Linked DNA regions of Homo sapiens: region 2 is linked to region 1. Evidence: chromatin contacts called from ENCODE Hi-C or POLR2A ChIA-PET data. All regions are on one chromosome and are shown on one strand. The core of a region is the stretch at or near the end of the contact, and the rest is flanking DNA. Distances in the headings are between cores, read along the strand shown.

Evidence for each region. Hi-C counts contacts between places; a loop is a spot of excess contacts on that map. ChIA-PET counts read pairs that join two places held with the same protein, here RNA polymerase II (POLR2A). Pooled maps may share reads with other maps.
Region 2: a loop to region 1 is called in a pooled map, with 6 times the contacts of the local background. The contact joins two enhancer-like sites. A Hi-C loop is called at or near these places in 2 of 50 pooled maps. POLR2A ChIA-PET finds 5 or more read pairs at or near these places in 7 of 52 experiments (BJ, Caco-2, H1 and 4 more).

What each region holds. Positions count from the first base shown.
Region 1 is chr1:203,904,939-203,909,037 of GRCh38, forward strand. No RefSeq gene overlaps it. Among named protein-coding and RNA genes, the nearest start is that of SNRPE, 45 kb to the left of the region's middle. Within about 2 kb of position 2,198, at least 4 of the 41 ENCODE cell types and tissues checked have a DNase peak (open chromatin) inside an H3K27ac peak, as active enhancers do; they include PC-3, where a contact is called at or near this core.
Region 2 is chr1:204,102,236-204,106,600 of GRCh38, forward strand. The region is part of intron 1 of SOX13 (SRY-box transcription factor 13); the gene reads left to right. Among named protein-coding and RNA genes, the nearest start is that of SOX13, 31 kb to the left of the region's middle. Within about 2 kb of position 2,501, at least 16 of the 41 ENCODE cell types and tissues checked have a DNase peak (open chromatin) inside an H3K27ac peak, as active enhancers do; they include PC-3, where a contact is called at or near this core.

The sequences.
Region 1 (4,099 bases), core at 948-3,447:
GGGCACGGTGGCTCATGCCTGTAATCCCAGGACTTCGGGAGGCTGAGGCGGGTGGATCACGAGGTCAGGAGTTCAAGACCAGCCTGGCCAAGATGGTGAAACCCCATCACTACTAAAACTACAAAAATTAGCCAGGCACAGTGTCAGGTGCCTGTAATCCCAGCTACCGGGAGGCTGAGGCAGAAGAATCACTTGAACCTGGGCGGCAGAGGTTGCAGTGAGCCGAGATCGCGCCACTACACTCTAGCCTGGGTGACAGAGTGAGACTCTGTCTCAGAAAAATAAAAATAAAAAAAGATTTCAGGGTGTTCAAATTTTCTTGTGCAATGACTAATCTCAAATATACTTTGCATTAATAACTCACTAATTTGTCATAGATGTCTTATTTTAGTGAGTACTATGTTGTTATAGTTAACTAAGCGAGAGACTTAAATCTATTTCCAATATGTTTATATGATTCATTTATCTTCATTTATTGGATTTTTTTTTTTAAGAGAGAGTCTCACTGTGTTGCCCCGGCTGGAGTGCAGTACTGTGGCTCACCACAGCCTCCACCTCCCAGATAAAGGTTCTGGCAGATTCAGTTTCTGGTGAGGCGCTCTTCCTAGCTTGCAGATAGCTGTTGCCCCTGTGTACTCACATGGCTTCTCTTCTGTGTTCATGAAGAGAAAGAGATGTCTAGTTTCTTTTCCTCTTATTTATTATTATTATTTTTTGAGACAAAGTCTCGCTCTTGTCCTCCAGGCTGGAGTGCAATGGCGCGATCTCGGCTCACTGCAACCTCCGTCTCCCAGGTTCAAGCGATTCTCCTGCCTCAGCCTCCTGGGTAGCTGCGATTACAGGTGCCTGCCACCATGCCTGGCTAATTTTTGTATTTTTAGTAGAAATGGGGTTTCACCACATTGGCCAGGCTGGCCTTGAACTCCTGACCTCAGGTGATCCACCCGCCTCGGCCTCCCAAAGTGCTGGGATTACAGGCGTGAGCCACTGTGCCCGGCTGAGCAAACCACACCCGGCGTCTTTTCCTCTTATAGGGACACCAGTCCTGTTGGATTTGGGCCCCACTCTTATGATCTCATTTAACCTTAAAAGCCCTATCTCCAAATATAGTCACATTGGTTAGGGCTTCAATATATAAATTTCAGTGGTGGCTGGGGAGGGGAGTAGGGAGAGGTGGTGTGCTGGGAAACACAATTCAGTCCATAACAGTAAGCATTTTAAGCTTAGCATATTACTCACTAAACAAAATCACGGTTCTGTTCCTATAAAAGACTGTTGGTGCCTGGCCCATCCTCCTGCCTCAGCCTCCCAAAGTGCTGGGATTACTGGTGTGAGCCACCACGCCTGGCCTCCTGCTGGTTCCTGGTCATGGTGCTTTGTTTCCTGGTGGTTTTGTGATTTTTTTTTTGTTTTGCTTTGTTGCTGTACTGACTTTTTAAAAAACATTTTCTTTAGAAATTCCTTGAGGCGTGGGATAGATGAGTTCCTCCAAAGGGATATGCTTCTTTTGAGCATCTGAGGGCATCATTGTACTAGGACTATTTTAATCCTAATTCTTGGTTTATGATTTTTTTTTTCTAATATGCGTTAGGTTATACGTGTTTCTGCTGCAAACCTGCATTAGGGCTTGCTTGTGGTTACAGGTTCTTGGAGGAGATAATCTCCCTTTCCTGACTTAGCACCGAATTTTGAGATGAGCAATTATTGCTGTAGTCATCTGGTGGTGATAATTGTGGTGGAGAAATGGATGATTTCTAATGTGCCTTACACTGAGAGAGTAACTCTTTGGGACCCAGTTTTATAGGGGGAAGAGGGAATCTCCTTTTAGATTCCCTATTTTAGATGGGTTTGGGCTTTGATTTCCAACCCACCTGCTGCACAGTACTATTAAACTTGAACCTGAGTTCTTCCAGTTTTGGTAGGTATCCTCTAGATTTCACTTCATTCTTACTTTAATGTATTATATTTCATTGTTTGAAATATTTTTTTCACATTTTAACATCTTTGAAATCAGTGTGTATCTTAAATTGTCTATAATCACTGTCAGCCAGTCAGCCATTACATAAATGTCATTGTTTATGCATGTATGAATATCAAAATTGCAGCATCAAAAATTGCAGAAGGAATGTCAGTGGCTTGGAAGAAAATCTTGAGACTAATAGTGGAGCATTCTTTTAACCCCGAGGCATCGAATGTTAGTGGAGAGGGGATAGCACAGTGAGTCAGACATTTCAGCAACACTCCTAAAATATGAGTCAGAAGTAGGTTAGTGCTACATAATAGCAAAGTCAGGCTTAAGAGCCCAGCATTAATTTTTTTTCATTATGTTAAGGATTGTTTTTTGAAATAATACATTTGTAATGTTCTTGATGGCACAGACAATTGTGTGGAAGAGTCAGATTAAATGTGAGGTAGTTTTAAGCACACCTTAAGCAATTTTTTCACTTACCTTTTAATATATGCTCAAAAGTAATATATGATTAAAAATAAGCTGGATCAGCCTGATGTGGTGGCTCATGCCTGTAATCTCAGCACTTTGGGAGGTTGAGGCAGGAGGATCTCTTGAGCCCAGGAGTTCAAGACCAGCTTGGGCAACATAGCAAGACCCTGTCACTACTAAAGTAAAAAAATTGGCCAGGCACGGTGGCTCACGCCTGTAATCCCAGCACCTTGGGAGGCCGAGGCAGGCCAATCACCTGAGGTCAGGAGTTTGAGACCAGTCTGACCAACATGGAGAAACCCCGTCTCTTCTAAAAATACAAAATTAGCCGAATGTGGTGGCGTATGCCTGTAATCCCAGCTACTCAGGAGGCTGAGGCTGGAGGACTGCTTGAGCCCAGGAGGTCCAGCCTGCAGTGAGCCATGATCACACCACTGCACTCCAGCCTGGGCAACAGAGTGAGACCCTGTCACAAAAAAATAAAATTACAAAAATAAGCTGGGTGCAGTAGCATTTGTCTACAGTCTCAGCTACTCAGGAGGCAGAGGCAGGAGGATTGCTTGAGGACTTCAGAAGTCTTGGGTAACATAGGAAGATCTTATCTTTAAATAAGTAAATAAATAAAAATGAAGGAAAAAATAGATGATTAGCCTACAAGATCTTCCATAAGTGTAAAATAAGTTACAAGAAAAAAGTTATAAGAAAGCATTATGTCATAGTTTGATTACATTTGTTTTCTTTCTTAGTAGTAAAGTAATGGCATATCTTTCAACCAACGATGCCTTAGATGTATAATACATTAAGTCATCTTTACTTTCTTTTTTTTTTCCTTTTTTTTTTTTGAGACAGAGTCTTGCTCTGTTGCCCAGGCTGGAGTGCAGTGACGCCATCTCGGCTCACTGCAAGCTCCGCCTCCCGGCTTCACGCCATTCTCCTGCCTCAGCCTCCCGAGTGGCTGGGACCACAGGAGCCCACCACCACGCCTGGCTAATTTTTTGTATTCTTAGTAGAGATGGCATTTCACCGTGTTAGCCAGGATGGTCTTGATTTCCTGACCTTGTGATCCGCCTGCCTCGGCCTCCCAAATTGCTGGGATTACAGGCATGAGCCACCACGTCCAGCTGTAATCTTTACTTTCTTGTCAGCTTTTGAATGCATTTAAGACTTTTTAAAATCCAGTAATTTTAGTTGATTTTACCAGGTGGTTCAGTCCTGTAGTATCTAGTCTACTATACTAAACAGAAATATTTTTGTAGTACTTTTATAATCAGAAAACATAATATTTCCAAAAAATTGTCTGGTTTAGAAGTGGTCTTTCAGGAGAAAAGAGTAAGACCTATAGTAAGAAAAAACAAGTTTTTTTTCTTTGGGATGGGAACATTTTTAGCATGTTTGTGTATTATTTGTGTGTTAATGTTTCTAATATTTTGTGTATCTCTTCTCTGTTCTTAATTAGATTTTCTGGAGGCTCGTATATTTCTTTTTTTGGAGACAGAGTCTCACCCTATCCCCCAGGCTGGAGTGCAGTGGCGTGATCTCTGCTCACTGCAACCTCCACCTGCGGGGTTCAAGCAATTCTCCTGCCTCAGCCTCCCAAGTAGCTGGGATTATAGGTGCCTGCCACCATGCCCAGTTAATTTTTGTATTTTTAGTAGAAAC
Region 2 (4,365 bases), core at 1,251-3,750, 200 kb after region 1:
ACATGGCTGTTTGCAGACTAGTTGCGCTTGTCCTTTCCGCTGTCTGTAGTCATCCCTATGGTCCCCACCTTCCTCTCCCTCTGGGGTTGGCAGGAGAACGCAAGGGTTAATGATATAGCACTTCACCCTTGTGGGCTCCAGAGGAAATGAGGGAGCTCATGAGTTCTGCAGAGCTTTTGTGTCATCAGCCGGGGAAGGGAAGGCACCGTGGCTTGGCCAGATAAGCGGTGGCGCTGCGAATGTGGGGCTTCCTTGGCAGATTTGTAGCCTTTCCGCCTGTTTGCACTGTGGGGCACCTGCTGGGGCTTCCAGGGTGGTTGGGGACATCAACAGGGCATTCAGAAAACTGATAACCTAGGCTAGGGAGGGAGACCTACATGGAGCAGATGGAGGAGGAAGAGGGTGGCGGGCCCTGGTGTTCTGCAGGTGCATGTCTTCTGCTTGTTTGACCATGTGGGGGAAGGGGGTGGCGGTGGGTCAGGGAGCAAACATTTTTTTGATTTTCACAAACACCATCATATTCAGTCTTCTCTATCTCTATGGGGTAGGTGTTATTTGTTCCCATTTTAGAGATAGAGAAACTGAAACTTCCCCATGGCCACACATCTAGTGGTATATAATAGAGCCAGTCTTCAGACACAGGTCCATGTGACAAAGTCCTTTTTCCATTAGCCACACCAGGATGCCTCCCAGCAATGCTGGGTCATCACACCCACCCACCTGCCTCCGGAAGAGCTGGGCTGGCTGGGGAGGAGAATAGGGTGTGAGTCCTTCTCCCCCTTGCCCTGGGGGCAGGGAGGGAGAGGGACTCCTTCCTGCTTTAGGGCTCTTTCTCCTTACCTCCTTCCCTGAACATATATTCTGTACCAGATTCTGTAATTATACCTTATCTCTTACTCACAAAATAGTTCTTGGAATCTCTATTTTACACATGAAGAAATGGGGGTTTTGAGAGGTGAAGTCTTTCCCCCAACTTGCCAGAGCTGCCTGGGTTTCTTTTGACTAAGTTTTCCTTGGCTATGACTCAAGTCAGAAACAACTGCAATCCTGTAAGAGGTGAAGACAGTGGCCATTCTATCTCTGCTGGACCAGAGCCTGTTATTTTGCACCGAGGAGAGTGGCCAGGGCATCAGCTGATAAATGAAAGGATGTGGATTTAGACATCAGCGAGGCCTGAGTTCAAATGCTACTTCTGCTGGGCCCTCAGTAGGACGTTCTAGCCCCCGAGCCTTAGTCTTTGTAGTGTTCTTGTGAGGATTAAGCAGGAATGTGAATGAAGAGCCTTTCACTTAGTGCTTGCAGCCAAGTAAGTGCTGTAGCATTGCATGCTTGCTTTTTGCCTCCCATTCCTTTGGTCAGTATTCAGGGCTATCCCCCAAGGGGCCTTTGACATGGCCAGTCAGCCTCAGCTGCACAATTTCTGCATCTCCCAGCCCTAGGCTGGGCACTGTCCCTGCAGGAAGCCAGATGTGCTCACCTGTCCAGGACACAGGCTTGGCCTTGCCATTGGGAAACAAGGATGAGGCCTACCCCTGCCTTCTAGCACTGTTGGGGTGCAGGAGAACCTGGAGACAGGCTTGGGTTCTAGAGGCAGGAAGGCCTCCAGAGAAGGGCCTCCTAGAGACACTGTTGACCTCTTCTCGGTTTGGGACCTTCTGGAGGCACACATCACACTGGGAGCCTCAATGGCGCTTTCAAGCAGTCCCATCTGTCTCTTTCTCGACCCACTCACTGGGTTGGGAGAAGACTCAGGTGCCTCTGAGGCCTGAGGACCAGGTGGGAACATCACAGCTACAGTCTCTCCCTGGCCACTGTTTTCCTTTGTGCCCTTGGGCCAGGGTCAGCTGAGTCCCGGCAGCCACAGAAGCTCAGGCTGGACTGTGATTCTGTACCTGAGGTGCTGTGGGGAAGTGCCTCTTCTCCCATGCTTGGGAGTTGACCCAGCCTCTGTCTGATGTTGGCCACTCTACCAGGTGAATGCCACCCTGACCAGCCTGGAAACAGCCGAGGGAGTGTTGGCTGTGGCCCCCCTGAGCTGGGCTAGACCAGACCGGCCGTGCCCTGGATCTGATACCCCCCAGGGCTCACAGAGGCTGGAAAGGGTGAGAGGGACTCGCAGGAAAGCTTTGTCCCAAGCCTGCAGCCAGTCCAGCTCCCAGCTCTGAGTAAACATTAGAGATAGGATCGGGTGTAGCCAGGAAGGGTGGCAGGGTGTGGTCTGTGAGAAGAATGGCAGGATGTGGCACCGGGGCACTGTTCTGGGCACCCACGCCTTGGCCTATTGTTTAGGGCAGCCTGAGGTTCTCAGCTCTCTGGGGGCTTTCAGAGGAAGTGGCATTCCCCTGGGACTCAAGCCCTGCCCCACCCCTGCTGCATGGATCTCTTTCCCTGGTGATGCCCCTTGGCACCACCCACTCAGAGCAAGCTTGGGAGTGGGAGCCAGCAGTGGAGGGGGATTAGTGTGTGCCCAGCGGGGAAGTGTAGCCATTGGCCCTCTCAGAGGGTCTGCCTGTCTGTTCAGGCTTCCTGTACCCCAGGGTCTGAGTCACCCGTCATGCTACGATGACTGGAATTTATCTCTATCTTTATCTTCATCTAGATATTTTTTGTAGGGTGGGGGAAGGCTGTCGTTGTGGAGGGAGGAAGGACTGACAGTAAAAACTCCTTTGATTCCAATCCAACAGGGTCAGTTGTTGACTGGTTAGAAGAGGAAGTGGCTGGTGATTTGTTTTGGGCAGAAAGGGGCTAGGTTTGTGTGCGCCTGTGGGTTGGTGGGGTTCAGAGGGGCCGTGACAGGGCTGGTTGTGGGGAGGAGAGAGGAAGAGGATCGGCACCTGCAGCGGGCTTTGTCATATAAGCGCCATGCTTTGAGCCACTGTCCCTCCATGGAGGCGGGTGCCTCTCTATACCTTGTCTCAGGTGCTGGATTTGGGGGCCTCGGGGCCTGGTAGGCACAAGCTGAGACTCAAGGCTCTGCATGTCAAGGGCGAAGATGGCTGGAGCCCTCTCCTTAGAGGTCTTCACTTCTTAAGGATGCTCACTTGGGTGAGATAAGACCACAGAGGAAGAAGAATGGAAGAGGGATTGTGAGGTGGGTTCCTGAGAAGGAAGGGAGGGCAGAGCAGAGATGCCGCTTAGCGCCCCAGCTGGCTGAAGGCCTCTGACTCTGTATAATCTCTTTTTTTTTTGAGACAGAGTCTCCCTCAGTCACCCAGGCTGGAGTGCAGCAGTGCAATCTTGGCTCACTGCAACCTCCGCCTCCTGGGTTTGAGCGATTCTCCTGCCTCAGCCTCCTGAGTAGCTGGGATTACAGGTATGCACCACCATGCCTGGCTAATTTTTGTATTTTTAGTGGAGATGGGGTTTTACCATGTTGGCCAGGCTGGTCTTGAACCCCTGACCTCAGGTGATCAACCCGCCTCAGCCTCCCAAAGTGCTGGGATTACAGATATGAGTCCGGCCATTCTATACAGTCTTGAAGCAGTGCTGCCCCAAAAGCTGCGTGAACTCAACATCTCCTGACCTCAGTTTCTCTGTTTATAAAATGTGTTGAGGTTGGGCAAGAGAGGAAACTGGGCACGCAGGAGCACTTCCATCCAAGCGAGGGGCTGACGGGCTACCCTGTGGACTTGTGGCCTCTGACCAGTACCAAGGCATCAGACTAGGGTGGAAACTGAGGGAGCCCAGTAACTCCTGTATCCTGTGGACCCAGCGTTCTTTGGCTTCTGGGCATTTTGGGACAGTGGAGTTTGAGGTTACTGACCTTAAAACCTCCTGCGGAGCCACATGGAAAATGACTGAAGCAAGGAGCATGCTGTGTAACAAAGGAGTAAAGGAACTTGAGGGATTATTTTAGTTTCTGGAAAGTCTAAAGGGAGACTTAAGGGAGGACTCCAACGGGGTCTTTAAATCCAAAAAGTATGGAAAGTGTTTCTTATCCGACCCAAGGTAAAAAGAAAAGGAAATGGAATCGCTTTGCTGCTGGGGGTATTTAGGTAACTCATAGGAAGAGCTTAGACCCAAGGAAGAGGCAGCAGAGGATAATTGGGTGTGGGAGAAAAACCTGAGAGAGCAGGAGCTGTCTAATAGTCCTAACAGTATCCATCACCTGTTAAGCATCCAGACCTGCTTTGTGCTGTGCTGCTGAACTCTGTCACTCTCTTGTCATTCTAAGAATATTTATCGAGCACTTACTGTGTTTCAGGCACTGTGCTAGGCTCTGGAGCTACAGTGATGAGCAGAAACAGGTATATTTTTGGCTACTGGGTGACTCCAAAATAAATTTTTTTTTTTTTTTTTTGAGAAGGAGTTTTCGCTGTTGTTGCCCAGGCTGGAGTGCAGAGGCGTGATCTCAACTGACTGCAA